Regions from separate parts of the Homo sapiens genome. Here all the other regions are linked to region 3. Evidence: chromatin contacts called from ENCODE Hi-C or POLR2A ChIA-PET data. All regions are on one chromosome and are shown on one strand. The core of a region is the stretch at or near the end of the contact, and the rest is flanking DNA. Distances in the headings are between cores, read along the strand shown. Region 1 holds the start of DSG2 (desmoglein 2). Region 2 has its middle 49 kb from the start of DSG1. Region 3 holds the start of RNF125 (ring finger protein 125).

What was found. A loop is a pair of places that touch in the nucleus more often than their neighbours do. ChIA-PET counts read pairs that join two places held with the same protein, here RNA polymerase II (POLR2A). Pooled maps may share reads with other maps.
Region 1: a map with no recorded cell type shows a loop between it and region 3 (8-fold over the local background). The contact joins the promoter of DSG2 here to the promoter of RNF125 in region 3. A Hi-C loop is called at or near these places in 3 of 37 single-sample maps with no recorded cell type and 2 of 50 pooled maps.
Region 2: a loop to region 3 is called in a pooled map, with 3 times the contacts of the local background. The contact joins the enhancer-like site here to the promoter of RNF125 in region 3. A Hi-C loop is called at or near these places in 1 of 37 single-sample maps with no recorded cell type and 1 of 50 pooled maps. POLR2A ChIA-PET finds 5 or more read pairs at or near these places in 1 of 52 experiments (PC-3).

What each region holds. Positions count from the first base shown.
Region 1 is chr18:31,496,890-31,500,423 of GRCh38, reverse strand. DSG2 (desmoglein 2) reads right to left here and starts at 2,247. Exons shown (of 15, transcript NM_001943.5): 1 at 2,128-2,247. The coding sequence starts at 2,172. RefSeq lists enhancers at 1-2, 2,718-2,857 and a silencer at 2,048-2,517.
Region 2 is chr18:31,267,585-31,270,760 of GRCh38, reverse strand. No RefSeq gene overlaps it. Among named protein-coding and RNA genes, the nearest start is that of DSG1, 49 kb to the left of the region's middle. RefSeq lists an enhancer at 2,441-2,560. Within about 2 kb of position 1,570, at least 2 of the 41 ENCODE cell types and tissues checked have a DNase peak (open chromatin) inside an H3K27ac peak, as active enhancers do.
Region 3 is chr18:32,016,884-32,020,293 of GRCh38, reverse strand. It overlaps RNF125 (ring finger protein 125), which reads right to left and starts at 1,469. Exons shown (of 6, transcript NM_017831.4): 1 at 1,267-1,469. The coding sequence starts at 1,430. RefSeq lists enhancers at 708-757, 402-1,274, 1,574-1,868, 1,275-2,147 and a silencer at 1,574-1,868.

The DNA of each region.
Region 1 (3,534 bases), core at 998-3,497, 520 kb after region 3:
GATGTGGCATGCATGGGTCTGCAGCTGGTAGCAAAAGTAGCACCCTGATCACAGCAGTTTTTCAGACTGTGGGAGTGGCAGTGCAGTTCCTGGTCACAGGAGAGGCAGCAGCTCCCTAAGCGGTGTGGCTCTGCTGTGTGGCTTTGAAGTCATTACTGACAGCTCAAATGGCAGTCTTCTCAATCCTTCCTACACTTAGGTAGTCAGTTTAGTGCCCCGAAATAAACCTATTCTTGCTTTAAATAGCTAGAGTAAATTCCGTTATTTGCAACTGAACTCTGATCTAACAGACTACAATTTATATTCCTTCCAATAAAGGACCTGTTTCCTTGGCAACTACTTCTGTCAGATGAGTTGCTTTCCATTTTTTTTTTTTTTTTTTTTTTTACCAAAAAACTGCAACTGCAAACACACTGGGGGTAAAATGCTGCATTGCCCACTACTCTCTGGACAAAAATAAACATATTCAAATTTATACTGCAGAAAGTTTTATAGAAAATACATAGAACAGTCCAAGAATTTTGCTCCTGTTCCATTGGCTATAGTCGCTTTCTAAAGGAGATGTTTATTACTGCCCAATAAGGTAAAAGTATCAAATTGCTAAAATGAAAGATATGCCTAATTTGCTTACCTGCTACTCTGTGAGTGTACAAATTGGCCTGATTGCTACATTATTTGAAGATTAAAGGTCATTTATTTTCATATATGGAAAGAATATGTAACTCTCAAAGTAAGCTAGGTGTTACATTAGCTTGGGATTCTCCTTAAACAAGGAAACATCAAGGTGACAGGATTAGTTGTTTTGCCAGCCCAGAGGCTAAAAACGACGTCCCAGATCACGTCTTAGAAAAGTTTTGTCAACAAAATGAATTTTCATTGAAAGTTACCTCAAGGACACGGGGAAAATGAAATGGATAAATAGAGCATGAAAATGAACTGTGTGCTAGGCCTGGACGCCCTAATTATCATGCTCTTCCACCTGAGAGTTCATGGAAATCTCTAGACTGGATTCAGTCACGCCTTTTTCCGTTTTGAGACACACACACACACACACACACACACACACGATTTTCTTCCACATCCCACCAAAACTCGAGGATAGAAGGGCTCATGTTTTGGAAGTTAGAACTTTGAATATAGTGAATGTATTTGCATTTTTAATTATTACGTAAGAAAACTGAGTATGATTTTGCATCTAATCTCTGTAAACACATATTTGTGAACTCTCTGGAAGGTGAACTCACACCTATATTTGCAGCATAACTGTCACTTTATTAAAACCCCTTTAGTAAACCCCTATAAGCGAGATACATACGTGCAACCCCTTAAACAAACAGAAAACCAACAGTTTAAAATCCAATTTGAGCAAAAGAACTCTAAATCCAGGGACTGAACGTCGTTTCCGGGAGTGAGGGGTGGGGCGTGGGGGAGGGGGCGCTACACTTCCATTTTCTGTAACCTTTTAAATGAATAAGGCTTCAAACTATTACATATGTTTATTATCTTTAATATTGGAAAACTTTTGAAACACCAACTTCATAAACTTTAAGTTAAAACTATATGTGGGTGATCCACTTAAAATTAAGCTTTGTAAATTACACCTTTTTAAAAAATTTTTAGCCAACTTTTTGCACTCTAAGAATACAAGTATGTTCCTGGTTTCCCCAGTTCACTGGCTTGTGTCGGCGGCTAGAGGAGCTGGGGAATCCTAGGGAAATTTAAGGAACGTGGAAGAAGCGCGAGGTTGTTCCCTATTGCCTCCACGTTTCTCGTCCCAGAGACTCTCAACAAAGCCTCCGACCCCCAGCAATGGTGTTCCCCGCCCCAGGGCTCACTACACCCACACACCACAGAAAAGGGCGCTGGGGCCTGGGTGACGCGGGAAGGAAAACACAACTTCGATAGGTCGCAACTTACTCTCCTGGCTCCAGCCAAGAGGATTTTCCGAAGCCCCAGGTCGGATCTCGCCGCAGCCTGCCCGGCCCTTTTCCCCCCTCGGGCAGCAGGAAGGAGCGCCGGGCAGGTAACGCGCACAAGGGCGGCGGGCAAGTCTGGTCGCGAGGTCTAGACCTCGCCTACCGACGCCCTCCCCGGCGGTGGCTCCCCTGTCCCGCTTGCGGCACTTACCAGGAGAAGCAGCAGGGCGTACGCGCGTCCCGGGCTCCGCGCCATCGCACCCTCGCCTCCGCCTCCCGCCGCCGCACCGCTCCGCGCCGCCGCCTGCCCCGAGCGCGCACTCGGCTCCTCCCTGGCCCCGGCCTCCCCCCGGCCCGGCCACCCTCTCCCTCCCCGCCCCGAGGGCTGTCTTCCCGTGGCGGTTGCGCGGCCCAGCCCAGCCCAACCCAAAGGCGCGGCTCCAGGTGTGGCCGCCGCGAGAAAATGGAGCCGGGGGCCGGCCCGGGCCGCTTTTACAGAGGTGGGGAGTTCAGCAGAGGAGGGAGGCGCGGGGTGGACTCCCGCCCGCTCGCACTCGCACCTGGGACCGTGACGTCCTTGGGTTGGGGACTGTGGGTGGCAGGCCCCGCCCCGCCGTTCTCTCCTTCCCGACCCCCTACTCTCTGGAGAATGGCGGGAGGAGGGAGCCTCCTGGCGGGGCTCGACCTGGGTAGCGCGGGTCGCAGGGCCCCGGCCCAAGGACAAAAGCTCCACGGAGCAGAGTCCTGCGGGACCAACCGGCCCAGTGGCTGCGGGGCCAGGCCGCCCAGCACCGCCCAAAGGTCCCGCACTTTGTGATTGTGCTTTGGGCCCGGAGCGCAGGTGTCGCTAGTGACATGGGGACCCGTGTCCTCAGGAAAGCTGCGACCGCGGTGCGTTCGGCCCGCTCTCCTGGAGCGGAGGTTGTGGAGCAGAATTTCAGGTGGCTGTCTCCCCAAAGGCTGCTCTTCCCTATGGCCCTTCACTGCTTCCAACAGGTTTGCAGCTTATCTGGCTCAAGGAGAAACAATCACCAGAGGTCAAAAAGGACAATTCTTGGGCTAGGAGAAAACTCTAGGGTGTTACGGGAAATATATATATTCTTTGAAATGATTTACAATTTCTATTACACCACTAGCTAGATCAGAGGCCCCGCTCCAAGAGTGACTAGCTGAGTGGCCTGGACTAGCCTCTCTGGGCCCCAGTTTCCAGATCTGTCAAATGGAGTTAATAGCGACCAACGCACGGGGAAGTTTTGAGAACGAAATTGGAAAATCTTAGGTAAAGCATTCTGCAGTGTCTAGAACTTAAGGGTTCAATAAATAATTGTTAAAATTAGAACAACGTGATTGCGAGGTGAGATGTTAAATTGACATCTTGAAAAGCAGAAACTTAGTATGGGCATCCAAACACTAGAATCAGCACCGGATTACGAAACTTCCAAGAAATGTAACGACTGAAAGTAATGGACGAGCCTATTGTTCTGTGCGAGAAAGGCGCAAGGGGAGAAGAAAAGACACACACACCATACTTTTAAGGGTAAACAACCTTTATCCCAATTAAATGGCAACGCGGATATAATAAGCAAATGATATAATAAGCAAATTGCAATGGGAAGGG
Region 2 (3,176 bases), core at 321-2,820, 750 kb after region 3:
TCACTTCCCTTTTTTTTGTCTATGAATTTGTTCTGACCTTGAGGCATCCCTGGAGTCTCCCTGAATTTGCAGTGATTCTGAGGGCTGCTTGACTCACAAATTGTTCATTGTTCAATAAAACTACTTTAAATTTAATTTGGCCGAAGTTTTTCTTTTAACATCATCAATAATAGGTTGAATAATACATTACAGCACATTCATATAATGGAATACTATAGAGCAATGAGAATAACCAACTCAGAACAATCCCAAAATATGTGGATGAATCAGACTAACATACTATTGAGTGGAAGAAGCTATATGTCACAAAGGAGAACATATAGCATTATTTCATTTATTTAATGTAAACAAACAAAAACCAAAAAACAAAAACAGGCAAAACTTTGTTATCAGTATTCATGCCAGTGGTGACATTTGGAGAGTTAGTGATGGCTGGCCTTCTAGTAATGTTCTAGATCATGATTAAGGAGCTGGTTACATGGGTCTAGTTACCTGGTAAAAATTTATTGAGGCATATGCCTATAACAGGTGCACTTTTCCACATTTTATGTTAATTTTAGAAGTAATTAAACTTACTCTATGAGTTTGGACAGAGCTTCTTCTAAATTTGCTTTTATAAAGAGCTTTTTGAATCCCTTTAGAACTGACTAAAAGAAGGCGGCCAGAAAAATACACTGCAATGTCCTTGTCTTAAGTTCAAGACACTGCTGTGTCCAGAGGCATCACATTCTCTCTTCTCTGTCTGGAAGGGCAATTAATTCTAAGCCTGCCTCCCTGAAGTTTGAAGAAAAAAAAATAGTCCTTTCCCTAAGGTTTAGTGTTCTAACAGTATCAGGAGAACCCGGCCATAAACTCCAATGTTTCCCTGGCTTATCTCTTGCTGAGCTGGGGGACCTTTATGTCAACGAATTCCTCCGACACCATAGGTAGATTCAAGGAGGTCAAGCACCCTGGGCTGCTTAAAGAAAAATTAACACCAGCTTTTATCTACCAATTGTAGAAACTAAGAGTTTACTTTGCATCCATGTATTCTTATTTCCTTGTACTGGATGTTTACAGAGGAGAGTCAATATTCTAATGGGGAGTTTTTCACTTTCGGTGTGACAAGCCTGTTCTACCCATGGGCAAAGGAGGTTAGCTTGGGGTAGTTCTGCTTTGCCTCTCCGTTCTCTGTTCGTTTTGGCAAAAAACTGCATATGGACCTTTATTTTGAAGAAGGAATCAGGAAACATGTAAATGCATCTCAATTGCAAAGTATCTAAAATTTTCCAGGAAGATGATACTGAATAATTACACAAATTCTTGACTGCTAATGTTTTTACTGTGTTACTTTAGTGAAGCACCAGAAATGAGCTTGATGCTGTCATGATTCACTTATTATCACATCCCATGAGATGAGGAAGAGTTTAAAACACAGTTGGTGTCATTTTTGCTTTCAATGATAATTAAATTATGTGTTTGTTGCCCTTTCATGTGAAAGTCAGCTTGCTGGCAAGAACTAGTGTTTTCACTTTACTTGGTTTATGGCAAAGCTCCAACTCCTCGCTCAGTAGTCACTGATATTTCCTTTGTCTCAGGTGTCCACATCTCCTCCACTTGGCAGATGATCTCAGACCAGCTCTCCTTTTATTCATGACAACATTTTACTGCTTCTTCCTCCATGTTACTTTCCAAATTTATTTCCACCTTACTACTTCAGTCAACAAGATTTTTTTCCCCAGGTCTCTTGATCATCTCTCTCTCTCTGTCTCTCTTTCCTTTGCTCTCTCTCTCTTATTCCAAACATTATCTTTTATAATCAGATAATCTCCTGATTATCCTTTTTCCCCATTGGCCATATCCCTTAATTTTATTCTGATGCAATTATTGATCACTTATATGAACCCTTCCATTGCTTTTTGCATTTCTACTTTTATTTCTTTCTTATTTCTTTCACATTCCCATACTAGTCAGTCATGCCTGTTTTCTCCTTTTTTTACTTTTCTCTCTTCTATTCTATCACTTATGCTGAAGTTATCCCATATCCAGTTTAAAACAGGTTCCTCATTATTTTTCTTATATCTTCTCTTCCATAAGCTCTATTTGGCAAAATATATAATAAAGCAGACCAGTTCTTCTCTCTCCATACCCGCATCTGAATCTATGATAATGCTTGTGCAGTCGTACTACTTTGTCTATATTAGCTGAGGAATTTAAGACAAATCTTTTATACAATTTTAATTTACTTATCCCAAATATATATAAAAAATTTATTGGATGAACATGTTGAGAATTTTGGGTTTTCAATTTCAGTAAAGTGCATAGAACTTTTCCGGTCTTCACTTTCTATTTTTCCTGTACTCTGTAACATCTGGCTAAATCATGACTTTAGCCATTTCCCATCCTCCCAGAGTCTGTGTTGTGGCTGCTTCTGTGACTTCACAGTCCTGGTGCTTTTCTTCAACCTCTGGGAAATACCCCAGGAAAGTCCCTTAATATTCACTAGGTTCACAGCATCAGAAACTGCAGAGAGAAGGACAGAGGTGAAAAAAAGAAAGAAAAAAAAAAGGAAGAAAATAATCATATGCAGAAGAGTATGGGAAAGAGAAAGAAAGAAATGGAAAGAAAGAAAACATGAAAATGCAACAGGAATAGAGACAAAAATTCTGGTTGGGAAAACTCTGAAGAAAAAATAATGCTGAGATTACATCTGTTGCCTTCCAGGGAGTTTATCTTTGCTTAACCGTGGGTTAGCTGGCTGGCAAGTTACCATTTACAAAGAAGCAACATGTCTCTGAACCTATGAAATAAAGGGTTTCATTATTTTTCTGAGAAACATTTGCTTCTACAGCAATCTAATTTGGTATATGCATAATGATGAATGGGCACTAAAATCTAAATAGGGAGGTTATTGACCAAACACTGTAGAATTTAGATGTTTATCTTCATTTTTAGAGATGGAATAACAAAGAAGTGATGGAATCAAAATTATTATGACGGGGGAAAGCACATCTCATTTTGAAGGAAAATACCTAGGTTCAAAATAACTCTGTTGACCAATGATACAACTATTTCTTGCTATTAGAGTCCCTGATCACAAAGTACAGATGTGGAAACTTGGCTTTTAAAAATAATGATAACAGCCACAACCACCTGTGTAGTGCATTACAGTTTCAAAAGTAAATCATCAAACTATA
Region 3 (3,410 bases), core at 220-2,719:
GGTGGATCAATTGAGGTCAGGAGTTCAAGACCAGCCTGGCCAACATGGTGAAACCCCATCTCTACTCAAAATTCAAAAACTAGCCGGGTGTGGGGGTGGGCGCCTGTAATCCCAGCAACTCGGGAGGCTGAGGCAGGAGACTCACTTGAGCCTGGGAGGCGGAGGTTGCAGTGGGCGGAGGTTGCAGTGAGCCGAGATAGCACCACCGCACTCCAGCCTGGGCGACAGAGCCAGACTACGTCTCTCTCTCTCTCTCTCAAACACACACACACACACACACACACACACACAGTAAACAGAGAGCACAAATTCACAGCTCCAACTCCACCAGTTATTCAAACACACATTAAGGATGTGCCAATTTTATATAGGGACTTTGTTTTTAAATTCTTCTTAGAAACGACCACGGCTTTGCACCAACTGTGAGTTTTAGCTAAGTACTATGCGGTTTTGAGAAAGTTATTTTACTCTGTAATTTCCGCCGGTTTGGAGAGACCGTGCGTAAAGCAGGTAGCCTGCCACCTCCTGTTACGTTGTGGCTGGGTTTTGAAGGAGTACATTCAGGGGCTTGGCGGCTAACGTCCAAGCCCCACCCTAGCAGGTTGTTAAACTCTAACAACTGTGGAAAGTCACTCGGAAGCTCCAGTTTGACTTGCCCTTTGAGGGGCTGGGTGTCTGTGTTGGGAAAGGGTAGCAGGGGTGGGGGTGGAAAGACACTTTGCACAGATCCTTGTTTGCTTAAGACGAGCCTCTGTGGGCATTCTGGGAACACGTGCACAGCTCCAGCAAAACAAAACGGACCCGGGTTTCTGGGGCAGAGGGAAGCGCAGCCCGTTCTACCGTGTTCAGCGGGGTAACTGCGCTTTGCGGGAGCCCCTGCCTTGTAGCTGGAGCTCGTTTCCTTTCCGTGCCTGGGCGAGCGCTGGTTCTCCAGCCAAGAGCACCCTCCCCAGTTGGCGAGCCCTGGCTCTGGGCGGGACCCGTGCCTGGATCCCCTTCTCTGGAGTTCCGCACCTGGGCTTCGGGAGCTGAAAGCGCAAGGGGGCTACAGGACCCGCTTGTTTATTTTTTCTCCTCCCGAAATCCTGTGTCACCTTCCGACCCGCGTTTTCCCCGTGGTCCTGCATCCGACGGGTCCAGGTTTCTCCCTGCAGCAATTTCCTAAGAGGCTGTCTTCCGTCCCCCTCCTTCCCCACACCATGCCCTCAGCTTCCCCACATCGCCCTCCTTAGGGGTGGGCGCAAACCGAGCTCCCCTGGAACTTACACGTGGCCACAGCGGGTCCGGACAGGCTGGTGTAACACCTCAAGGCACACGGCGCAGTCGAAGGACGTGACGGGCAACTCCGGGTCCCTCCTGCGCTCCAGGGCCCGCGCGGTGGCAGAGGCGGGCGCCGATTTGCCGCTGTCGGTGCTCAGCACGGAGCCCATCGCTGTGCCTCTCGCCCAGACAGCTGCGAAGCACTCAGTGCCTGCCGCAGGGTTGTTTTGTTGCCGTGCGGTGGAGGAAGGAAGTCCCGGCCCAGCTGCGATCGCCGCCTCCCAGCTCTCCCAGCTCGCGCAGCCCAGAAGCCACCTCCGCCGCTGCGCCCAACCCTGGTCTAGGGCAGGGCGAGCGCGCGGCCGCGGGGCTGAGATCTTCGGCAAGCCGCCTAGGTTAAGGCGCGGAGGCGGAGGCGGCAGCCGCCCCGTGCTCTGTCTTGTGGTATTGGGAGGATTGAAACCTGAAACCTCAACTGCAGAGAAGAGGACTTGAGGCAGCAGTAAACCTTCCAAGCTATCACACACAGCTGCTTTCCCCACTGTCAGAAGTTAAGTGCGGGCGTGGCCATGCTTAATGATAATCAGAGAACAGCCGCTTTTAAGGTGAAGTGGAAGACCATCCTCCACTGTTGTCATCACAATAAGCTGCAAAAATGACCTATGACCTATGATTGGGCGTCTCCTAAGACGGTGCTATCGCTACTCTGTCATCCAATCAATAGTCCATTAATGGAGAGATAGCCTGGGTAGTGGAAAGAGTCCTGGAGATTAGGATTCCAATCTTACCTCTCCTACAGAGATTCTAGTGCTAAACCCTGCCATCTCCAGTTTCCTCTGCGGCTCAGGATTTCCTCTGTTGTTTGTACGCTCCCCACCCCGCCCTTTAAACATGATCAGCCAGGCGCGGTGGCCCACGCCTGTAATTCCAACACTTTGGGAGGCCGAGGCGGGCTTGAAACTCCTGCTTGAGGGCAGGAGTTCGAGACCAGCCTGGCCAACATGGTGAAACCCCGTCGCTGCTAATAATACAAAAATTAGCCGGGCGTTAATTTACACTTTTTACGAAGACTTATTTAGTGCCCACTGCACGCCAGACTCGGTTCTAGTGATGAAGACACAATCGTCAACAAGCAAACAAAATCCCAGTTCTCACAGAACTTACTTTAAAAAACAAAAACAAAACTTTGAGATAATTATAGATTCACATACAGTTGTAAGAATAGTACATAGTATATAATACACATATACAATAATATATAATATAACACATGGGATATAATAACGCATATAATACATGTACGTATTTAGCAGGCCATAAACTTCACCCAGGCTTTACTTTTAATTAGGAGATATAGGCCGGGTACCGTGGCTCACGCCTGTAATTTCAGCACTTTGGGAGGCTGAGGTGGGAGGATCACTTGAGCACGGGAGCCAAGATCACACTACTGCACTCCGTCCTGTGCGACAGAGTGAGACCATGTCTCAAAAAACAAACCAAGCCGGGGCAGTGGCTCACGCCTGTAATCCCAGCACTTTGGGAGGCAAGAAGGACAGATCACCTGAGGTCAGGAGTTTGAGACCAGCCTGGCCAACATGGTGAAACCCTGTCTCTACTAAAAATACAAAACTTAGCTGGGTGTGAGCTACTTGGGAGGCTGAGGCACAAGAATCGCTTGAACCGGAAAGGTGGAGGCTGCAGTGAGCCGAGATCATGCCACTGCACTCCAGCCTGGGCAACAGAGGGAGACCCTGTCTCAAAAAACCAAAACAGGCTGGGTGCAGTGGCTCACGCCTGAAATCCCAGCAATTTGGGAGGCCGAGGCAGGTGGATCACAAGGTCAGGAGTTCAAGACCAGCCTGGCCAACATAGTGAAACCCCGTCTCTACTAGAAATACATTTCTTTAGTAAAAATTTTTGTACTAAAAATACAAAAATTAGCCAGGTGTGGTGGCACATGCGTGTAGTCCCAGCTACTTGGGAGGCTGAGGCAGGAGAACCACTTGCACCCAAGAGGTGGAGGTTGCAGTGAGCCGAGACCATGCCACTACACTCCATCGTGGGTAACAGAGCGAGACTCTGTCTCAAAAACAAACAACAAACAAAAGGAAGATACATGTAATCAATCCATAAACAAATGAACAAAATCA